Linked DNA regions of Homo sapiens: region 1 is linked to region 2. The links are chromatin contacts, found by Hi-C or POLR2A ChIA-PET in ENCODE. All regions are on one chromosome and are shown on one strand. Each heading gives the region's core, a stretch centred on a gene start or an enhancer-like site at or near the end of the contact. The rest is flanking DNA. Distances are from core to core; before and after follow the strand shown. Region 1 holds the start of MRPL58 (mitochondrial ribosomal protein L58). Region 2 overlaps OTOP3 (otopetrin 3).

Region 1 (3,238 bases), core at 494-2,993, 68 kb before region 2:
AAGACCAACCTGGCTAATACGGTGAAACCCCCTCTCTACTAAAAAAAAAAAAAAAAAAAATTAGCCGGTTGTAGTGGTGGGCGCCTGTAGTCCCAGCTACTCAGGAGACTGAGGCAGGAGAATGGCGTGAACCCGGGAGGCGGAGCTTGCAGTGAACAGAGATTGCATCACTGCACTCCAGCCTGGGCGACAGAGTGAGACTCCGTCTCAAAAAAAAAAAAAAAAAAAAAAAAGGCCCCAGACTTCAATTCCTCTTTTATTCTCACTTCTCACATCCAATCAATTAGCAAATCTTGCAGGCTTTCTTTCCAAAATACGTCTAGGATCTGACCAATTCTCATGACTCCTACTGCTTCCACCCTGCTTATCATCTCTTGCCCTACATTGCAATCTCCTTACTTGTCTCCCTGATCTTGGCATCCTCTATCTGTTCTCTGTAAGGCTCTCTGAGTGATCCTTGTAAAACTAAGATAATTCCATTCTGCTTCAAGCTCTCCAATAGGTCTCCCTTGCGTTCAGAGGAAAGGCTGGAGGCCATTAAGTCCTAGTAACAGGCCTTTCCCCAGCCATCCCTCTCTTTGGCTTTGTCTCCTGACCCCTGCTGAGCCACACCTGGGGATTGCTACTGCCTTCAGGTTATTGCACTTTCTCTTCCCTCTGCCTAGGATGCTCATCCGCCCCCTATTCTCATGACTTGCTGTCTGGCTTCTTCCAGGTCGTTATTCAAATGCCACCTCATTGACAGCGTTCCTAGACAATCCTACTTAAAATTGCAACCCTACTTCCTACCTCTGGCACTACTTCTTCCTTCTTGGCTTTATTTTCTGCAAAGTACTACCTCACACATTCTATATTAGTCATTTACTTACTGCTTGTCTCCCTCCACTAGAACATAAGCTCCACAAGCTTTAGAATTTCAATTTTGTTTGCTACTCCATCCCCTAGCCTAGCACAGCTTTTGTTGAGTGAGTGAGTGAATTAATGAACAAATGAATGGATATTCTTTTCCAGTCCTGTAAGTGGAAGCTCAATGGGTTTGGGTGGGTCTTATCTCTCTTGCTCCGGGGCTTGATTCAATGCCTGCACACAGCTGGCTAAATAAATGCATCCTGAAGGAACGACAGAGAAGCTGTTTTATTCGCGCGTCCTGGGGTTACTAGAGACAATGGACACTGTAACGTCCCAAAGGGTAGCAAACAACTTGGCAGCCTCTTGCCTTTATTGTCCGCCTTGGAGGGCCAGAATGCCCGTATTTCCCCTTGGGACTGGAATTTGGTCTTGAGGGCCAAGGACACGAACGTAGAAAAGCTGGCAGCCTTGAAAGAAGCATACCCAGCCGGCCTTCCGGGCTCCTGCACATCTCGCGCTACAGCGAGCACCCCACTCCCGGCCAGGTTAGCGCAGACAGCCAGCCCCCTCCCGCGGCGACCATCACGTAGCCCCCCGACGTAGCTCCACATCCGGCCAATGGGCCTGGGGTTCCTAACGTCACCCAGCAGCCTGACAAAACGCCCCTTCCGTCCAGTCCTTCCCGGCTCACCGGGACCCTCCAGGCGGTGTCCGAGCCCTGAGATTCGGGGTAGAGCTTGTCCAGGCTGTAGATGCTCTTGAACTCAGTGCCGTCTTTCTGCTTGTGCAGCGCCCGGCGTGGGCACCGTGCGGGCGGTGGGAGCAGCCAGACTCCGGCTCGGCTCAGGCCCCAGCGCAGGCACCTGGTGGCCGCCATGCTCAGGTCTTGCGACTGCTTCCGGCGGGCGCTTCCTCCCCGCGGTCCGCAAACTCGAGCCGCCCTCGAGCTTTGGTTCCGCGCAGTTTCTAGGTCCCGCCGAGGGGAGGCGGCAAACTGGGGTCCCGCCGATGCTTTCTGGCCGGCCGCCTCCGGGAGGCCTGGTTGGCTGGGGAAGACGGTGGCCAGAGAGCGAGCTGCTACCGGAAGAGTGCCCCGATCTTGTGGCCCCCAGAAACACCACTTCTCTCCTTTCAGAGTCCGTGCCCTCCGCCTGGACCGCCCACTGCCCAATTCAAACAGCAGCGAGGCCTGCCCGGCCAGCCTGGGGCATCTCCCGCCCCGCGCTTCCCAGCCCCTTTACTCTGCTCTAATTTATCTTTTTTCTCTTCCTTTACAAAAATCACTCAGTCCTAATTGTCTAATTGCTGTCTCCTAGCCGGAATGTGAGCTCCAGGAGGGCACCGGCTCACTGGTATATCCCCAGCACCCAGAACATGGCACATCGTGGGCACCCCATGAGTACTGATAAAATGAATTCTGTAGGAATGTACTTTTGAAAGTTGGGTTCTGGTAGAGCTGAGTTTTAGGAACGCCAGGCTCTTTTTACAAGGCAGCCTATGAGCAAATTCCCCGCTGAGCACGTGTGTGTACTGGCTTATACCCAGCAGCTCTGCAGGACAAATACCAGATGGGAGGAGAAGGCAGGCCACCGAAAGAAATGTTTGCAAAACCTGGAACATCGTCCCCCGCCCTTCAGCTTTATGGAGCAAGATGATGCTTTCTTCCAGCCAGGAGAGAGGGGGTCCCTCGGGAGGTAGGGAGAGAATTCAGAGAACTGCCAGCTAACTAGAACCCTTTCATAGCGCTGGTAAGGGATGAACTACAGACAAGTTCCAATTCTGAAAAAGGTTCACAGTAGAGCAAGCAGTGTTTGAAAACAGCTAAACCTTAGTTAAGTTACTGTGTTGAGAGGCTATGTGGTAAATGGAAACAAAGCTAAATAAATGTTCATAATTATTAGTAATGCTAGCGATTGTTTCTTAATGAAGAGTTCTATTTTTAGGAACAAGCATAATTATCTAGAAAAATGTGCCCCCGGGGATGCTGGCTGATTGAAACAGGAGATTGTCATCACACCAAGCTTTTACCATCTCCGCATTATGGCTACAGCAAATCTTTAAGAAGGAATAAACCACTTTCTAAGCACTGGCTTTATAAGCTCAGACTAGAAAGGGGTGACAATTGACATATCTCGGGCTCTATCTCGGGTTGGGAGGAGAGTCTCCTGGGTCCCGCGCTGTTTGACTTAGTCCCAAGACCTCAAAGGGAATAGACGCATCTCTATGGCAACTGGAATAAGCTGCTCAGAGGAGCAAAACCAGGCATTCACTCAGGTCGGGGGCTAAGGGGTTATGAGTAATAAAGTCAGAACCTTTCCATGACATCATTGCTCTGAGGCTGGGCTCCAGCTCTGCACCTGACCCAAGGCAATAGGAAAAGGAAGCTGCA
Region 2 (3,523 bases), core at 975-3,474:
ATTCTTTTTCAAAGGAATTGAAGACTTCAGATGCCAAACTTACGTAAAGCATTAAAAACATGATGCCAGCCAGGCGCAGTGGCTCATGCCTGTAATCCCAGCACTTTGAGAGGCCAAGGCAGGAAGACTGCTTGAGCTCAGGAGTTCAAGATCGACTTGGGTAACATGGTGAGACCTCGTCTCTACTAAAAATAAAAAACATGGCCAGGTGCGGTGGTTCATGCCTGTAATCCCAACACTTTGGGAGGCTGAGGCAGGTGGATCACCTGAGGTCAGGAGTTCAAGACCAGCTTGGGCAACATGGTGAAACCCCGTCTCTACTAAAAATACAAAAATTAGCTGGGCATGGTGGCACGTGCCTGTAATCCCAGCTACTCGGGAGGCTGAGGCAGAAGAATGGCTTGAGACCGGGAGGCAGAGGTTGCAGTGAGCCAAGATTGTGCCATTGCACTCCAGCCTGGGCGACAGAGCAAAACTCCATCTCAAAAAAAAAAACCACAAAAAACAAAAAACAAAAACTAACAAAAAACATTAGCCGGATGGCACACATCTGTAGTCCCAGCTATTTGGGAGGCTGAGGTGGGAGGATCACTTGAGCCTGGAAGGTTGAGGCTGCAGTGAGCCGTGTTCCCATGACTGTATTCCACTTTGGGTGACAGAGTGAGAGTGTGTCTCAAATAAACCAAAAACCGAAACCCCAAGAACCCTCACATGATGTCTCTGGTGTCAAATGTCACCTCCACAGATTACTTCCTGGGCTCAAGGGAAAACCCGTGGCTGTGACAGCGGAACCCAGCCATCGGCCTTAGCAGCACTCAGGGTCAGGTCATCAGTCATTAGTACCTTGCCATCCCTGTCCCTCAGAGCACACAGCATCACCTGGAAGAAGCTGGGGCCGAAAATATCTAACCTGAATCTAATCAAGATTTTGTCTATACTTCCCGTTCCAAGGAAAAGTAGGGGAGAGGGATGTGAGTTAAACACTGCCAGGAGGAAGCAACCTGACAAGTCTCAAGGTCAGTGGGAAAACACCAATTTAGACTTAACCAAATGCATTGCATGTTTGAACAAACCGTCTGTAAAAGACATTTCTGGGGCTAACTGGAGAAAGTGGGATATAGATTGATTTAGAGGACAGAATGAAGCTAAAGGATTTTGTTAACAATTGTAATAGCATTGTGGTCATGTGGGGGAATACATCTCTTTCTAAAGAGATGTACACTGGGTCCGGCATGGTGGCTCATGCCTATAATCCCAGCACTTTGGGAAGCTGAGGAGGGAGGATCACTTGAACCCAGTAGTTTGAGATGAGTCTGGGCTCAGAAATTTTTTTGTGAGACTCCATCTTTACAAAAATTTTAAAAATTAGCTGGGTGTGCTGGCATGTGCCTGTAGTCCCAGCTACTCAGGAGGCTGAGGTGGGAGGATCGCTTGAGCCCAGAAGTTTGAAACTGTAGTGAGCTATGATTTCACCACTGCACTCCAGCCTGGGTGACAGAGCGACACCCTGTCTCAAAAAGAAAAAAAAAGAAAGAAAGAAGAAAAAAAGATGCATGCTGAAATATTTTGAGATATAATGTCATGATTTCTGTAATTTAAGTACTTCAGCAAAAATTAAAAATAAATAAATATGGCCAAATATTAATAATTATTATGCCTAGATGATGGGTATGTCTTGTTCTTCTACTCATTTGTAATGCTTGAATCTTATTTTATTTTGTTTTATGACAGTTTCACTCTTGTCACACAGGCTGGAGTGCAATGGTGCGATCTCGGCTTACCGCAACCTCCGCCTCCCGGGTTCAAGCGATTCTCATGCCTCAGCCTCCTGAGTAGCTGGGATTACAGGCACCCACAACCATGCCTGGGTAATTTTTGTATTTTTAGTAGAGACGGGGTTTCGCCATGTTCGCTAGGCTGGTTTCAAACTCCTGACCTCAGGTGATCTGCCTGCCTCGGCCTCCCAAAGCGCTGGGATTATAGGCGTGAGCCACTGTGCCCAGCCCTGAATTATTTTATAATTTCAAAATCCATGATGTCACTTGGCAAAAATTCTCTCTTTGCACAGCTTTTCTGAGAAATGCAAGCAGAGTATATAGAATGCTCACAGTACACAGGCGTGTCGTGACTGATGCAGCGGGTATGTGAATGTGTGGATGTGCTGGGAGGGCTGGGCTGCAGGGCGTGATGGTGATGCCACCCGGGGCGGGGTGGGGCATGTACATACAGGTGTGGCTCAATCCCACAGAGCAGTGTTCCCATGTAGGGTATGGGATGCAGCCTCTAGGATAGGAGGTGAGGCATATGGGACAATCTTGGGAGTTTTTTTCTGTCCAGATATCTTCCGTCCCACCTGATTGATGAGGCCAGGCACCTAAAATTGTGTTAGGAAGATATTCCTTTCAGCCGGGAGGCTGTTGAGTTGCTTGCAAGTAAAATGCAAATGCCACGGGCGGGGTGCATACCTGAAGGACTTAGTGGCTCTCTCAGCCAGGATCAGTGGCTGGCTTGCTGATGGCTAGCTGGACACCTGGAGTTGGGTGCAGGGCGTCAGCACCTGATGGGGTGGGATGGGGACCACTGGCAAACTTCAGTTTTCTGTTGATTCCTAATCTGGCCTCTAGAGTTTGCTCCCAACTCTATAGACCTACTGAGCCTCACCTGTTTTAGAGAGTGTAGCGTTTATGTGTGTGTGTGTGTGTGTGTGTGTGTGTGTGTGTTTCAGGGCAAGGAAGACCTGGTCTCCTTTCCATACCTGTGGATTTTTCCATGAGGATGCCAAGCTCAGCTTCGATCTCTCGGTGCATGGAGTCATTGGTAACGGCCAGAACCCACAGCAGCAGGTTTGTGGCCAGGGTCAGCATCAGGCCACACCTGGGGGAAATGCCACACTCTTCTCACACACCCTGGCCGGCTCCCCAGGTGCCAAACCCTCACCATCCACTGTTGTTGGGGCAACCACTCACTCCCAACCACTCACTCCCTAGTGTCACACTGGCACTAGGACACAAGAGGCAGCCCTGGGGCCACCTAGGACACATCCCAGACTAACCTATAGCCCCGCGGCCACCCTGACCAGGGAAGTGGTGGGGAGGACAGAGAGGCCAGAGGGTTTGGGAGGGAGAGAAGTCTTACCTAGTGAAGTTGGTCTGGACCCGAACACAGTCTTTGCAGTGTTTCCAGAGCACCCAGGTCTGAAAGAGACAGGGCCTTGAGCCCAGGGGCTGGTGGAGGTGGTGGGACCACAGTGTGAGTTCCTGGGGCGCATGCGTGTATTTACAGTGAAAGACACAGGGAGAAAGACTGGGTCGGAATCTTGGCTCTACTGCTTCTTGCTGTGTGGTATTGAATCAGTGGCAAACCATCTCTGAGCCTTAGTTGCCTCAGCTGGGAAAAGGGACCAAAAAGCCCACCCTTTGGGGAAGTGCTTTCTTGTTGGGGGAAATAAGACTGCGGGAACGAAGCACCCAACACAATGCCTGGTGACAAGAGAAACCTAAGAGGAAGCTGGAGATTGTATTCT

The links. A loop is a pair of places that touch in the nucleus more often than their neighbours do. ChIA-PET counts read pairs that join two places held with the same protein, here RNA polymerase II (POLR2A). Pooled maps may share reads with other maps.
Region 1: a loop to region 2 is called in a pooled map, with 2.5 times the contacts of the local background. The contact joins the promoter of MRPL58 here to the enhancer-like site in region 2. A Hi-C loop is called at or near these places in 1 of 168 maps with a recorded cell type or tissue (endothelial cell of hepatic sinusoid) and 2 of 50 pooled maps. POLR2A ChIA-PET finds 5 or more read pairs at or near these places in 12 of 52 experiments (A549, A673, HEK293T and 7 more).

Annotation. Positions count from the first base shown.
Region 1 is chr17:75,011,175-75,014,412 of GRCh38, reverse strand. It overlaps MRPL58 (mitochondrial ribosomal protein L58), which reads right to left and starts at 1,743. Exons shown (of 6, transcript NM_001545.3): 1 at 1,541-1,743. The coding sequence starts at 1,726. RefSeq lists enhancers at 733-1,415, 1,436-1,515, 1,566-1,875, 1,416-2,099, 1,966-2,115 and a silencer at 1,768-1,950.
Region 2 is chr17:74,942,957-74,946,479 of GRCh38, reverse strand. OTOP3 (otopetrin 3) reads right to left here. Exons shown (of 7, transcript NM_001272005.2): 4 at 3,136-3,194; 5 at 2,756-2,874. Among named protein-coding and RNA genes, the nearest start is that of OTOP3, 8.8 kb to the right of the region's middle. RefSeq lists an enhancer at 1,853-3,052. Within about 2 kb of position 2,224, at least 3 of the 41 ENCODE cell types and tissues checked have a DNase peak (open chromatin) inside an H3K27ac peak, as active enhancers do.